Regions from separate parts of the Mus musculus genome. Here region 1 is linked to region 2. A link is a loop called in an ENCODE intact Hi-C map of the cell type or tissue named here. Cell type or tissue: heart. All regions are shown on one strand. Links, peaks and the distances in the headings refer to the core of each region. The heading gives the core; the rest is flanking DNA.

The links. Hi-C counts contacts between places; a loop is a spot of excess contacts. Peaks named below come from ENCODE experiments on the same cell type or tissue, not always from the same donor. Only the 100,000 strongest peaks of a DNase experiment are listed, where the experiment ranks them.
Region 1: a loop joins it to region 2, with 2.2 times the contacts of the local background. A loop is called at or near these places in 2 of 42 quality-filtered maps.

The regions. Positions count from the first base shown.
Region 1 is chr14:103,883,076-103,891,420 of GRCm38, reverse strand. No RefSeq gene overlaps it. Among named protein-coding and RNA genes, the nearest start is that of 4930518C04Rik, 12 kb to the left of the region's middle. In heart, for the core only: no CTCF peak of the experiment used is centred there; no DNase peak of the experiment used is centred there.
Region 2 is chr14:103,941,322-103,949,666 of GRCm38, reverse strand. No RefSeq gene overlaps it. Among named protein-coding and RNA genes, the nearest start is that of 4930518C04Rik, 47 kb to the right of the region's middle. In heart, for the core only: no CTCF peak of the experiment used is centred there; a DNase peak (open chromatin) is centred at 3,676.

The sequences.
Region 1 (8,345 bases), core at 141-8,140, 58 kb after region 2:
ATAAAGTTTGAGCTAATTTGTGAGTCTCTTTGAAATCTGTGATTGTGGTGTGAAGAAGCCGTTTATGGATTCTCAGAGCGACTTGTATATGCAATTCCATGAATACTTCTCAGCCCCTATTATTGGGTAAACTTGTTCTTTTGGAACCTTGGCTTTACTCTTCTTTTTAACCCTCTACCTATTTTGCCTCGGCCTTCTTCCCTAGTCTACCCATACTCATCGGTTTTTCCAGAATGTTGCCTTTGATATATGTCCAATGTACTCCTCTGGATTCTTGCCAACCAGTTTCCTTCATTATCCAGAGAGCATATAGTTTATTTTCTCCATGAGCTTCCCTACTGGGTAGGTCTTCTTCGTCGACCTTTCTGGACACTTTTAAGATACTCACACCTCTCTCTTGCTCAATGGGTGGAAATTCAAGCGTGATACTGTAGTTCTGACCAACTTCCCCATGGCTGACAAGGTCATGGGACCCAGAGCGGAACCTGATAAGGCTCTTTCTAGACCAGTATTATTTCTGAATACTTGTCCTGATGCCCACAGATAAATGTTCTCATCTCTCACCAAAGAAGCTTCTTTGCAGCAGATGGAGACCATTACAGAAATACCAATCATGTTCTAATTTATTATTTTCCTTTTCCTGACTAGATTTTTAAAAGTTTTGTGTAATATGTTTAGATAATATTCATCCCCCTCTCCAACTTCCTGAATCCATTCCACTTCCCTACCTATTTAATCTTGTGTCCTTATTTTTTAAACCCTTCAAGACTAATTTATGCTGCCCAAATATTCTTAGATCTGTGATCTTCCAATGGAGGATGATTGATTTATGAGTGGCTACACCCTTAGAGAAAACTGTCTCCCCCTCTCCCAGCACCTAATAACTGCCCTCAGTCCCATGGTGTGCCCAACTCCTCTGTCCATCCTGGGATTCAGGCTGGCTTGTGTTTGCATGCTTTCAGAACCACTGTGAGCTCATATGTGCAGCTGCCCTGCTATGTCCAGAAAATGTCTTCTTGTTATCTAATACTTCTTGCTCTTGCATTCATTTTACCGCTATCCTTCAGTGATCCCCAAGCCTGGGGGTGGAAGGCAGTATATTTGCTTCCTTTAAGCCTGAGCATTCTGCAGTCTCTTATTTTCTGCACTGTAACAAATCTTGTTGAAAAAAATGTAGAGCAGCAGGAATACTCATCCATCAGTAGGGGTTCAAAACAGCACATTGATCAACCATTGGACGGTTTCATATAAAACTAACCATACTCTCCAAACATAATCCAGTAATGCTGCTTAACACACACACAAAACAATCAATCCTGGATGTTTACAACTTTATCTTCTTTAGCAACTGAACATGTTAAGTTCGGTTTGGGGCTGATGAGAAAATTTAGTAGTTAAGAGCACTAACTGTTCTTTAAAAGCACCTGAGTTCCCTTTCCAGGACCCACACAGAGCTTCATAAAACCATCTGTAACTCCGGGTCCAGGAGATCCAATGATCTCTCTGTCTTCTGTAGGCACTAGGCACACATGTGGTGCATATACACCCATGCCAGTATTCATACGAAGAGAAGAGAAGAGAAGAGAAGAGAAGAGAAGAGAAGAGAAGAGAAGAGAAGAGAAGAGAAGAGAAGAGAAGAGAAGAGAAGAGAGGGGAGGGGGAGGGGAGGGGGAGGGGAGGGGGAGGGAGAGGGATTAAGGTGTGGTAGGTGGGTTTATTATTATAATGCAAACAAATGAAATATCAAACCATGAAAATACACGAGGGAAGCTTAAATGTATGTTTATAATGGAAAAAGATCAATATCTAGAAAATCTGACTATTATATGGTATTCAGAAAATGCTAAAATTGTAGAGTCAGGATGGTTGCCAGAATAAAGAGTAAAGAGCAGACAATGCAGAGAGAATATTTAGTGTGGCAAAGTAACTCTATTTAACAGTACAATGACAGATGCTATGGGACTAGGATTAAAGGCTTTTTACACGGAAGGAATATTAATACCAAAGATATAAGTTTCAGGACAATGAAAATGGCTTTTCAAAGGATTCTCACTAGCAACCTGAAAAGGAGGTGGAACAGTATCCACAAGTCTTTGAGGGAAATAAGAGAATGTTCACAGGAGGGCTGGTTTGGGGACTGTGTACAGAAGTCAGTACTTCCAATGAGTCTGCACCAGACAGTCTGGTATTTTGACAATGACCAGAAATGACAATCTTATGAGGGCTTATTCATGTCTTAAGGGGAAAATGCTCCAGGAATGTAGAGCAAAGGGCACATCGTGGACTTAGAAGAAGAACAGTGATAAAGCAAGATGAAGACACCAAAGGCAGCAGCCTTGAATAAATGCATACAATACATGCATTCAAACCCACAGGATGTACCCAGAGTGAACCCTGGACTCCAGCTACACTCTACACCTCTTCTCAAGGTTGGCTTAGCTTTTTGTGATACGCATAAGATTTCTTCATGCAGCAGGAAAGCAGGTTTCTGAGCTAGATGGTGCACAGTGCTGTGTTGGCACCTCTGAACATTGCTACTTCTATCTTGGTACATCATAATGCTGTGATCAGAGTGGTATATGACCTACAAAATAAATGTAGTTATGTGGGACAGGAAGCTCAAGTCCAAGACATTGGCAGATTCATTGTCTGAAGTGGGCATTTTTCAAATCCACAAGCTTCAGTATATTCTCTGTCTTCACACAGTGAGAGGAGACAACCCCGACTCCTCAGTCACCCATAAGGTGTCAATCTCATTCTAGTGAACTCCCCCTCATGACCTAATCCCCTCACAAAGGCCTCACCATGAAATGTGACCACACTGGAGAGTGATGTTTCAATATATGACTTTGGTAAGGAGTAAAAATCCAGTGCATCGTAGTTTTTACCATCCAGAGGGACTTACACTCTGTTTGTTAAAATACATGTTTAAGGCCCAGGGAAAAGAACCCATTGGTTTATCTTGGTCCTGGTGATGAACATGGATAAACTGCTGTATTGTGGAGAATTGGCCTAACTGCTGAGAAGTTTACTCTGAGCCCAACACTGAGGTCAGGAAAGAGGGGATAGGCATCTTCTATGTTCTATGGTATCTATGTGAATTGCAGACATTCCAAGGAGGATGAAAGATGGAAATCCCACTAGAGTATGCTTCTGTCTCACCACTCAACTGCAAGGTTCTGACACAGTAGACTGACCCCTCCCCTACATTACCAGAAAAAAATGAAACTCATTCTTTGTCTTGCACACAGCATCTCTCATTAACTATTTGTCATTATTGCTTCTTTTAGGAAGTGTTTCCTCTTTGGTTTATATGATGTCACTCAGCACTAATAATCTCATACCTGGTAATTCCTGCATGTGATGGTTTGTATATCCTTGGACCAGTGAGTGGCACCATCTGAAGGTGTGGTCTTGTTGGAATAGGTGTGACCTGGTTGGAATGGGTGTGTCACTGTGGGTGTGGGCATAAAAGATCCTCATCTTAGTTGCCTGGAAGTCAGTCTTCCACTAGCAGCCTTTGGATGAAGACATAGAACTCTCAGCTCCTCCTGTGCCATGCCTGCCTGGATACTGTCATGCTCCCATCTTGATGATAATAGACTGAACCTCTGAACCTGTAAGCCAGCCCCAATTAAATGTTGTTTTTTATAAGAGTTGCCTTGGTCATGGTGTCTGTTCAGAGCAATAAAACCCTAACTAAGACACTGCCTATCATAAATTCATCCTGTTCCTCTTTCCCAAGGTTTCTATGTAATATAAAATCCCCTCATTTATGGCAATAGCTTATTGCAACTTGCTCTGCTTCTATACTTTGTCTCCTAATTGATTGATATGGTCAACACCGGGAAACACCAAGAGGCAAGATCACAGTGAATAGTTACATGTAGCTCACCACAAGATATTCAGATCTTCAAGATCAGCACCTCATGTGGCCTGAATTTCAGTCCCATTGTTGGTCCTTCTTTGATCTCTCACCTCTCTGCAGTCCCTGACAGAAATCTACAAGTCTGTGTCTCTTCGCTGAGAAAAGACACTCTTTGCTTCTCGTCTGGTCTTTATTTTCTTTTGGGAGTTTTTGTCTAACTAACTCAATATTCCTTTGAGGTTTGGTTCAGCATGAATATGTTATTCAACACATGGTCTCGGGGTGGATAAAAAAACTATATTTAGGGCTAAAAATTAAGCTATATTTTGCTTCTAGAAGTTCGTTCTAATCGTCCCCAGATGCATTTATAAAGATGTATACAATTAAAATCAGGAAAGAATAATAAGTTTATAGTGTAGGGCTAGCAGAACACTTGTCTAGCATGCAGAAGACTCTAATTGTAATCCCTACTACAGGAAAAAATAGTGATGCCACAGATTAGATGAAAATAATAAAGTAGAATCTCTGTTGGCATTCACCATGCAGAAATAGCTCTTGCAAATTAATAGTGAAAGGATTATGACCACAGATGAAAACAATCTTTAAAGGTCAAAGGTACATATGGATTTATCTTTTAAATCTAATAGGAGCTGAAGAGACAGCTCAGTAGTTAGCTTAGTAGTTAAGAGCACTTGTTTCCCTTGCAAAAGTCCAAGATTGAGTTCCCGGCACCCACATGTTTTCTGACAGCCATCTGTAACTCCAGTTCCAGGGAATTGCAACCTCCCACTTCTGACAGCCAAGGGTACCAGGTATGCATGTGGTGCATAGATACTCCCACAATTAAATTATTTCTTACCTCTAAATATGTAGTGTGGTCAGGTGGTGGCAAAGACCTTTCAATTCCAGCCACTGAGGAGGCTGAGTCAGAGGGATCACAAACACAAGGCCCACCAAATCTACAGAGTGAGTTCAAGGCCAGCCACAGCATGTTCCTGAGAGCATTTTTCAAAATCAGTTCTCTCCAATAGAGTGTCACTGGGTACGTCAACAAGTCCAGGGCAGATGCGGCTCCACAGCTTCTTATGTGTGCTTTTATTTGGTTACAGTTTGGTGGGTTTGTTTCTGCCCCCTCCCCAGAGGTTGTGATTTTATTTTGTTTCATTGGTTTGAGGGGGACGTTGTTGTATTGGGTTTTTGTTTGTTTATTGAGAAAGTAGATAAAATTGGATGGGTAGGGATGAAGAGAGGATCTGGACAAAGCTAGAGGAAGGGAATAATATGATCAAAATTTATTTAAATTTAAGAATTCTTTTGATAAGAATATAAAATTTAAATTCTTAAATTTGAATTGTTTGATAATAATAAAAATGAAAATAAGTAAACAAGGATATTTGGAGGTTCATCTGTCTGGAAAGTTCTGTCTGGAAGATTCTGCCTATTATAACTGGAGTGGTTCAGGCTTGAGTACAAACTCCTTTGAGTACAGCTTTCGACTTGTAGCTTAGTGGGCTTGAGGCTCGTGATTGTCATGATTGCTATTACCACACAGCAGTTCTTCTTCTATCCCAAGTGCTGGGATTAAAGGCGTGTGCCACCACCGCCTAGCTACACCAGTCCTTCTAATAAGGCACCCATATGAACACCCACTTCACAGTTTTTCAGTTGTTATTTTCAGAGTCATGATCAAATGCTAACTGTAGTGAAATATCTATCCCATTATTCAGGAAAGCTCACCTAACTGCACGAGGGCCTTTAAGGAATGTGTTTAAATTGTGTTCTTCATCTCGTATTCTGACAGAACTTCATTATTATTATTATTATTATTATTATTATTATTATTATTATTATTATTACCATCATCAAGTCAATACTGGCTTTAAAGAACCATTTCTCACCCTTGCAAGTATGGAATTATCCATTTGTACAAATTCAAACTGCCTTTTTTTTTTTTTTAATAGAAATAGCAATGGCCATGTAACAAGGGAGCAGAGGGAGGGAGGGCGTACTAACTGCTTTAAATACATCACTAAGAACGTCAGAGCATTTCCTTGCCATTCACCCAGCTATCTCTAGGGAAACACGAGCTCTGTGACACACTTACTTAAATTCCTGTCATTGTACTCTGTGTGTCAGTCTCTGCAGACTCAGGCTTACAGTCTATAGCCAGGGTTATCATCCACTGGGACACATGCTGCCACTGTCATACGGCTAATATCAATGACTTCTTTCCCCTTAGAACAGAAGAGACAAGAGATGTATGAACTCAGCAATAAATCAGAGTGAACCCAAACAACCTAGCGGTGGAACAAATCCTAGCTGGAAAACCAGAAATTTCCAAAGGAAACAATATTAAATATAAACCCTTTCCTATGTGTTGATAGCTGTATTTGTTTCAAATCTCTAAGTCATTGAAAGTGATGACATATCTCACTTTAGAACATGCCAAATGCATCATTTCCTTCCCCTTGCCTACATCCCGCCCCCCATACACACAGTGAAGAAAAAGTTGAAGACAGCGTTCTCCAAGATTACACTCTGGAACTTTAGTTTGGTTTATCTGAATGAAGGTGTCTCCTCTATTCCATTCAACAGTGCTTTCTCTGTGAGAATTCTGCATCTGAATTCTGTTGATAGCTCTACATATAAAAGACAGATATTGGACGTCATGCAAGTCTTGTCTTAACCAGTAGTGATTTGGTCATGTGTCAGGATTCATGCATCTTACTTTCATGAGAAATAATGGATTGCACCAGTTAGTAGGAAAACCTGGCCTTCACAGTCTGATGATTCCACATGTGAATAGAAACTGATCCTGACTCTGACGCCTCTACCTGGTGGGCAGCATGCTTTGGAGTATTTTCTTAAAGGTTGAGAGTAAATGTATAGGAAAATAACTGACAGAAACAGACCTTTCGTGGGATGCTTTTATTAATATCTTTAGAAGGTGGGCTCTGCTAATTATTTGCAGTAGCCGCAGGTGCCAGGTACTTCAAGATCTGTCTGTGTTCTTAATTCTGCCTCCTGAGCTAACTTGAGGTTCCCCAAGTATGACTAAGGGAGTCTATATTGTATAGGTCTCTTATCTGCAAGTCTCTTTCTACAGAGCCCTGTTCAGATGTCTGCTGATGCCGGTCATTGGATGTCAGCACTACCTTTCTTTCTAGATTCTTTTGTGAGACATTATGCCATGATCTCACATCTCATATGTGTCTGAAGCCACCTGCTAACTTTTCAGCTCACCAAGTCATTTTCTGATAGTAAGAATAAGATCGATGATAGCAAACCCTTTGTAAATGGTTAGAGCTCAAACCAAAATCCACATAACAGTCTTGGCAGTCAATATGCTTATTAGTTTTAATATAAAAAAAATCACTAGCAACTACCTTAACATTATTTGTATGTGTATGCACATGTGTTTTCATTTTTAACAAGATCAATTTCAAAAGTAAAAATTTGCTATGCAAATAGTCAATAAATCTGTAACCGATGGGAGGAAGATGTCACTACAGGGACAGGGCTTCTACTTTCAAATAACATTCTAAGTTAAAAGACATTGTGGTCAAAGTTTTATCCAAACATCCATGAAGCTATCCAACAGCTCCATCTCTTAGAAGGTTTAGTAGTTGTAAGTTTCCCTATCAAAAAAAGCAATTACCTATAATTCTTTCATTCTGTACCATGGGCAGCTATAGCAAAAGTCCTTTGTTACTTGCTTTGTAACCCAGTCTCACAACTTAGTAAATAGGAGAAACCCATCCTAGCTTCCAGGACTGGCTCCCAATAAGTAAGTAAGACATGTTGATTCTCTAACACCCAGGCACAGGGACTAACTTACTATTCACTAAAATGTGCCCTGACTCTTGCTCCTATTGCTTCTGCTACCTAAAGCAGTGCCTTCCCAGACCCTCTTCCTCTCTAATAATAATCTACTCAACCTTGAGAGTTTCCATCACTGACCTAGACAGTTTTCTTGTTACATACTTACCGCATCTGCTCTTCATCAAAATTTACGCATACCTAATTTACCTTAGCCTGTGAGTGCCAATTTCTTTTAAGCTTAGACATTGTGCTCTATACATTGTAAACATTTGTCAGTCTGACTCATGGAGGGAAAAGGCTAAGCCTGTCCCAGGAGCTGTGAATTACTAAAATTCATTGAGTTACATAATCACAGCATTAGCAAGAGCCACATACATCCAGAGTGACATATTAGACCCATTAGGAAGTAGAAGCCATTAATAATGAGGTTCTTACCTTACATTGGCTCAAAATCCAAGGAAAATTGCCCACTAACATCCTTTAAGTGGCATTCCCCTTGGACAAGCACTGCTACAGTCAGACTGATTGGTCATCCTCTCCAGCTGTATAACCTCTAAACTTCTCCATATGGTTGGGAGCTTTGCATTATGAAAAGCAAGGTTGAAACTTTAAAGATCCCACTTGATAATCTGTCATCCAGTCTGTTTAATTAAGT
Region 2 (8,345 bases), core at 181-8,180:
TCCAGTCATTCAATTTTAACTCAGAGCTTGGCGACATTAGAGGACAGAAGAGACAGTAGAGCTCAGATATCCAAAGACTAAATGCACAAGCCAAGCATGGGTCCAATCTCGTGGTCATTCGAGATCTTGTGAAAAACAGAACAAGGACATTAGCTTTGAGTGTGCAAACCAGCTAGATAGGTGGCCCAGCAAGTCCCAGGGCTCCTTCTGTATGGGATCCTTCAGCCCTGAGATTCCAGTACTGAACAACTAGGCTTGGCCTGTATGTGGGTGCTGGCAACTGAACTTATGCCCTCAGGCATGTGAGGCACATCTCTGCACATGGTATCTTCTTTAAACACAATAAACATTGCATCTTTTTTTCAAGAGAGGTTAGGAAAGAAGGGAACAGCAGGAGAAAATTGAATAGAATTAGAAATATGATTTATTTAATATCCTATTTAATCCTCCATGGCATACAAATTGGAGATTATGACTTAATGTAATGTTAAGGCTTCCAACCATATTCAGATCAGATCAAAAGGTAAATATGACATAAACTCAGAATAACTATTTTTTTAATCATTTTGCTTTTCATTTTATAACTTAAACTAGAATAAATTACTTTGAACTGAAACTGAATATTAAAATTATGGCCAAAAGGGTTTACATGGTTTTTTAGAAGATATGAATTGACAGTTGTATTAATAGTGTGTTTCTCAGAGTGACATTGATCATTTTATGACATTGTGCTGGAGTATATTCATGGATCTTGCCACTGCCTGCATTGGACAGTATGAAAAACAGAAAAGAAACCAGAAAATAACACAAATTAGGTGTATTTTTAAAAGGTTTTGTAAGAAAATGTTTTATCACCTTTTAAGACTTTACAAGCAAGAAATCTAACCTTTTCTTAAGATTGAGTCTAATGTTCATTTCTTACATCACAGGTGTGGGTTAGACATTCAAGGCTACTGTGTTTATTTTTATACCAACTTTTATGTTTCTAAACAGCAGACCAGCATGTAAGATAAATGCTCTATAGAAATGACTGGCTCTCTCACTACCAGGGTATTACATATAAAGAGTTCTGTATTCACTATTATCAGGCACAAGAGAAAGCCCGCCCCAACATGACCTGCTGCACAAAATACCTTTTGTGACCAATTTCAGTGCTTGCTGAATCCTCAAGCCAGCCATTGACAAGTTTTCTTTTCCCACATACATAATTTATAAGTCATCTAATTAATATTTCATAAGTTAAACAGTTGTTCATATGAGTTACTTGCTTTCACAAATGGCAAAAATTAATTTCCCCCCAAATCTACTTGCATTGCATTTCTCTTTGCCCTAATGCAGAGCAGAGCAGAGGCTGCAGCCTTGAGGATCAGTCCTACAATGGCATCTCTCACTGCACAAAAGCTTGCACCCTGTGAACAAGCCTCAGACAAGAGCGCTTCAAGGAAACCCTATACCACATGATAGATAGATTCCCTGACCTTTTCCTCTGTCCTCATTACACAGAGCTCTGAACTGAGTCTCTGGCTCCATTTATAGAGCATTTGACAATGACTGATAGTTCTGTTTTCCTTGTCCTTACGTTTAAATGCTCTTGCTCTTACAGGGAGATTTGGAGAGGACAGAGAAAAGCTGAGAGGGGTAGGAACAAAAATATGTAAAAACCTCTATCTGGCAGATACCTATCTGGCTTGTTATCCCAGAACATGAGTGACTTTCAAATTCCTGTGCACAACAAAAAATTAAAACGATCACCCACTACAGCAAATTATTTTATATTTGGGCTCTTTTCTGGTCCCTCAGGTTGAGGGAGACTAGATCTCATCCTCTAGGCCTCACTGATGTTCTTTACCTGTGTATCAAGCATAGGACCAAAGCTTGGGATCAAAAGAGGGCAGCTATGAGAGTGCCTGTGTGATCTTGAGATTTATGCAGACACACAGTAGGTCTTATACAATGTGATTAGAAGGGACCAGGCCAAACCCAGGCACACAGAAAGTCTTATATAATATGACTAGAAAGGACCAAGTCGAACTCAATTCCTAGCTTTTCTCTCTGAAGCCACTAAATTAATATGGCTTCATATTAATTTAGTGTGTGTGTGTCTCTTGAATCTCTCTACTTCTTTTCTATAAAAAGCCATCCCTTGTCTGCAACCCTATAGGTAGAACAACAATATGAACTAACCAGTACCCCCAGAGCTCATATCTCTAGCTGCTTATGTTGCAGAAGATGTCGGCCATCATTGGGAAGAGAGGCCCCTTGGTCTTGCAAACTTTATATGCCCCAATACAGGGGAATGCCAGGGCCAAGAAGTGGGAGTGGGTGGGTAGGGGAGCAGGGCGAAGGGAGGGTAGAGGGAACTTTCGGGATAGGATTTGAAATGTATATAAAGAAAATATCTAATTTTTAAAAAAGCCATCCCTTAGACAAACTATCATCTTCTGCTCTGCCTTCACCAGATCGCCCATTCCTCTGGTCTGTTAGCGCACCTGTCACAATCCCAAAGCCATGTCTGTGTCCTCCTAAAACGTCACCCATTAGCTTCCCAGGACTCTTAGGATAGAATCGTAAATCCTCAACCTGGCTCAGAAGGCTGTGTGAACTGGCTTCAGATCGTATCTGAACATCGAGGCCCTGAAGTTCCTGCTTCACCCTCCACTGGTAATTAATTGCTCATCGCTCTACACCTGGATAGCTCTGAGGGAGAGCCTGGGCTTCAGAGTGACAATTAATTCTCAGGAAACTCTGCCCTCCTCAGTGGGAGTTGGCTGCTTTAATGACATATGCATCTACCTATTCTCTTATTCTCTCTCACCCACACTGCACAGTACTTACCGCACAGTACTTACTGCACAGTTCTCACCCCTTAGCCATGACTTGTCTGCTTTACACCCTAGATCTGATGCAACTTGTTCATGCTGAGGATACCAGGGCTTAGAACAGTGCTTGGCTCTTTAAGGTTGAAGGAAAAGGACAAAGGGAAAGGGGATACAGGGAAGAAGAGATGGGACAGATCACCCTAGAGAAACCAGAATCAAACTCTGCTAAAGAGAGGTCTTTCAGAAGTCCAAGTGGGTCAGGAAGTAAACTGGGTACTGGGAAAGCACCATCATGAGCTGTGATTTAGAAAACATTTGAACTGACTTGGTTATACACACTACAGACATCGTCTGACTTTCAACCTCCGTTGATAACAACATATAATCTGGATTCTCTTCAAAAGAATTTGGAACAAGCACTCCTTAATGGGCTTGACATTTTACAAGTGCTTGGGGGAGTCCTGCAATGCCTCCAGCACTGGGTGCAACACTGACTACAGGTCTGTGTACTCCTTTGCAGCTGCATGCCTGGGCTAGCAGACTCTTTCATCTCTCCTTTGTTGTATACGGTGACCCATGCATTACCCTAAATATAATTAAACCGCCATGTCTTCTTCTATATTGCCTCAACTGTACTCTGATGCACAACCCATTCACAAGCCTGCATATCTGAAGTCCATGCAGATGACTGGGGCTTTCTGCTTAGACAGTCACAAAATCAGGGTGTTAGGCAGGACACCCTGCTCTCTGAAGAGTCTGCAGGAAGGCACACTTCCATATGCAGGGCTGGCAGCATCTCTGTGCTGAGAGGACTCACATCAGCATTTCCTGGTTAGCCCATACTTCTTGCCATAAGGCCCTCTCCATCTGCAAATCTGCAAAGTCCCATCAAGTCCTCTTTACTCTTAGATGTCCTCTGACTTCCTCTTCAGCCACCAAAAATAGAACTGTGCCTTGAAAGGGCACACGTGACAGGGTTGGGCCCATTTGTAACCTTCTGGTTTTAAGGTCAACAGGTTATAACATGCTTATGTCTGCAAAATTTCTGCCTTGCAACATATTTAACCACAAAGTAAACTCTCAAAGATAATAGGAGCATGTTAGAAATTTGCCACTGGAAGTAGAGGTGGTTTTTTTTAAAACTCTTCACACTATAGAAAATTTTTAAGAAGTATCATCTTGTTAATAAACAAGATACTCTCTTCTTGCTGTTTTGGCTTTGGAGGAGTATCCTAGGGCCTGCTCTCCCTTCTGTGGGCTAATACAGAAACGCTATTCTTTGTTTTATTGAAGAGAGTCATCCTCTCTAATTTATACTGTTGGATATGGAAAAGGATCCTAAGATAGGCTTAATTTTCTGTTGAATTCTAAGTATGGTTCTGCTTAAAGTTAATTGGTCAGAATTACCTGTAGGTTTTCAAAATTAATTTTTCTCTTCTTCTATGTACTTTTAGTAGTCTTTGCCAGAACCCTAGTCTTAAGTACAATACCTACACCCTACAATTTTCTATTTTTTAAATACTATATTGCCATCTTGATATAATCATTCAGATAAACATTTTATATATATATATATATATATATATATATATATATATATATATATATACATACACTTCTGTGGTTTGAATATGTTTGACCCCCATATAGATTCATGTGTGTTTGAATGCTTGGCCCATAGAGAGTTGTACTATTAGGAGTATGGCCTTATGGGAAGTTTGTTAGAGGAAGTTTGTCACTGTGGAGGTGGGGCTTTAAGATTTTAAATGTTCAAGCTACATCCTGTATGGAATCAAGTCTCCTCCTGGCTGACTTTGGGTCAAGATGTAGGACTTTAAGCTCCTCTAGAACCATGTCTGCCTGCAGGCTTTCTGCTATGATAATAATAAACTGAGCTTCTGAAGCTGTAAGTCAGCCCCAATTTAATGGTTCCCTCTATAAGGGTTGCCTGGGTCATGGTATTTCTTCACAGCAATGGAAACCCTGACTAAGACTCTTTATATTTCACACATCCTAAGCTGCTCTCATATAGGATCTGGTGATAACATCACTAGCTTCTTTAACCAGAAGCATGAAAATCATTTCTATTTTCTACTTCCCCCATTTTGTCAAAATTCCATCAGCAAATCTTGTTGCCCAACTGCTAAATTTATTTCAAGTATATATTTCTATGTAATATTCTGTTTCCGAATAACATGCTTATATTATCACTTTTTGGCAGTTGCTGATTAGGAAATCTGAGTAAAGACATCATGAGAATGGAAGAACTGTCCCTGTCCCTACCTGCTGAAACACTCAGAAGAGGGGGCCCTGCACCTCACCTGGGCAACAGTGTAGAGCTGGCCCTGGTTGTGGGTGAGCCATCCTGAGGGCATAAAAGCAAGAGAGCTGGCCCAGCCCCTTGTCTGCTGCAATACTTGGGAGGGCAGGTCCTGCACCTTACCTGGGCAGCACAGTAGATCTGGTCTTGATGGTGTGCATATGAATGAGCCAGAACATAGGGCATGAAAGCAGGAGAGCTGCCTTTGGATCATTCCGGCTGAGGCAAGGGCAAGGCAGGAGAGTTTGCTATGATGGTGTGGGTGTAGGGGCCATGGCCAACTCGGATACTACTCAGACCCAGATCCATGTCTTACCCCATCAATGAACTGCTGGAGTAAGTACAAGAGCCAGCCCTACAGATCCAAAGCTATAGGATTTCCATGACAGAGAGCAGCAACAATATATCTAAGAGGAGTCCCAGTGAGGTTCCAGTATTGATAGTGTAGCAGAAGCCAAAGGCCTGGTACCAGATCAATGACTCATTGCAATGAACATTTGCAAGCAAAGAAATGTGGACAAAAATATATAGTTTGAGATGCACTGTGACACTACAGCTTCCACAATGAGTTGGGTTTTTTTTTTTCTTTTTTGTTGGGGAGGTTACAAGGGTAGAGGGTAGGTATGGAGGGGGGTGGGGATAGGTGAGATTGGGGTGCATGATGTAAAATTCACAAAGAACCAATCAAAAGTTTCTTAGATGTCTGAGTAATTATTATCAGCAATCATTAATAACACAATTGCATGTATACCCATAATCAGATATTATATTATCCTGGATATAGACACTTGTTAGAAATAATAATCAACCCAACATGAACCAATTAAGCCTGAATAAATATAAATATTTCCATAGATCTGAATAAGTAGAAATTTATCTATATGATAAAAGCTATTAGTAATAGACTGGAATGTTGGAATGCAAGATGCCTCAAGTGGTCTGGGAAGTTCTGCAAAGCATGCAGGAGAAGTTTGAAGGAGATGGAGGATGTGTGTTGTGGAAAAGAGTAGGACTTGAAGAACCTGAGAATCAGTGGTGTCTGGGAAAGGACTCCATGTAGACAACTGGGAAGAGGCCACACCTCACAAGCCCTAGCAGGGTATCTTAAGGAGCAACAGGAATATTTTGAAGGTGGAAAGAATGCAAAAACTAGTGTATGGACAGATTGCTTGGACTCCCATTTGATAGACAAGGGATTAAAATGTCATATAATGCCATAACCTGGTAGTATCTCCATCCAGTGGAGGATAAGCTGGCTTACAGAGGTATGTCACATGCGTACAAATGAGAGATGAAGTCTCTGGGATGATCTCTAGTCACACACTCACTGGAGCAGAGTTCTACACACGTATGACTAGAGCAGAAGCTTGGCTCTTTTGTGAATGAGTTCATTAATCTAGGCCTATGAATGCTTGTTGAGTAACAGTTACAGGCACAAAGGATAAAACCTTGTGAGAGATAAAGACTCTCTTCTGTCTTACATTTTAGTGAATGAAAACTAACAGATTAACAATCTAGCTACCTAAGTATTGATAATGAAACAACGGTAGCAGAGAAACTGTTTGGTGGTAACAAGGAAAACATTCACAAAATCAGAATGATACAAAGAAACTAGCAGAAGAGTTTCCAGGCATAGGACAAAAATTTGAAATGGAATGGTAGCTTATTTGAGGAACTCAAAACCCTCCAGGTGGCAGGGTTTCAGGGAGAAATGTTGGATGTGTTTGGAGAGAGCATTGGCATGCAGAGTCTGAGTGGCCTTGTAGCCCAGGGTTTCCAGTTCATCAAGATTGGAAGAGAGTCTCTGGGGAGGTTAGGCAAAAGTCAGAGTGAACAAGACCCAGTCTGACTTCAGTTTGACATGATTGCTATCTGCTGGAAAGAAGCTGGCTAGAAAGAGCAGCGGCAGCTTAAAAAGACCTCACACACACAGAGAGGGTTAGAGAGAAGGTGACCATGGTGGAATTGGAAAGAAGTGAATATTTTGAACAGATTGGCACTTTTGTAAAGACAATGTCAAGTATACATAATTCCGAGAAGGGAGATGGAAGCCTTTTAAAACTCATCACCTGTATTTATCAATTATCAACGCACTGACAGCTTTACTTCTTCCTTATACCACTGTCTTCTTCATAATACTAATATTATTATGATCATTATTATTACTGTTATTATTATGGCTTGGATATGAAGTTTTCTCCCAAAAGGTAAATGTGTTGAAGGATCAGTACCAAATGCAGCAACATTGAGTGGTCATCCCTAGATCATAACAGCTGTGACTTCATCGATGGGCTACTCCAATTGATGGAATGATAATCTGATAGCATGATTGGAAGCTGACCACTATATGAAAAGGTAATACATAGTTGGAGGAAGTGGGTTACTAGAGGTATGTCCTAGAACAGTATTCATATTATCTCTGTGTCTCTCTGTCTGTCTCTATCCCTCTATCTCTGTCTTTCTCTTCCTCCCTCTCTCCTTCCTGGCTATAATAAACTGACCACCTTCCTGGGTACAGTAAGTTGGCCACCACTGTGGTGTTTTGATGTGCACCAGATCCAAACAATGGAGCCAGCTAACCATAGACAGAAATCCTCTGAAACTGAGCTAAAAATAGATCTTTTATCCTTTAAATTGAATTTTGTCACACACACACACACACACACACACACAACAAATAATACAACCGACACTCGATTGTGTCCAGTAATCACCATAACTGGCACATTTAAAATTCAATGCATATGTATAGAACAAAACAGTGAGTGAAGGAATGAAGGAATCAATGAATGAGTTCTTAAACCACGACCTAGCAAATACTCTGCCTTCAAAAAATATTCTGGAAGAAAATGGTGGTAGCTCTCTCAACATTAAAGCAAAGTATCCGATGAAAGAGAACGTCCAACCTGATCCCTGAAGTTGTCAGTTGTCTCAAATCGGTGAAGACATTTCTTTCACGCCTACCGTGGCGATCTCAGTCTGAGTGCTTTGCTGTAGACTTCCAGGTTGCTATTAAATTACATCCTATATTTTTCTTTCTGTATTTTTCTTTCGGTCTGGTAATCTAGAAAACCTCCTCATTGGCTAATATCTGGCTTTTAAGAGTTTTAGACCTTACCCTGAACTCCACTTGAGCATGCGCAGCTCTCGCTTTGCAGCTCACAACAATGGGATGATGGGATGGAGGTCTGGGCGATTAGTCTGCG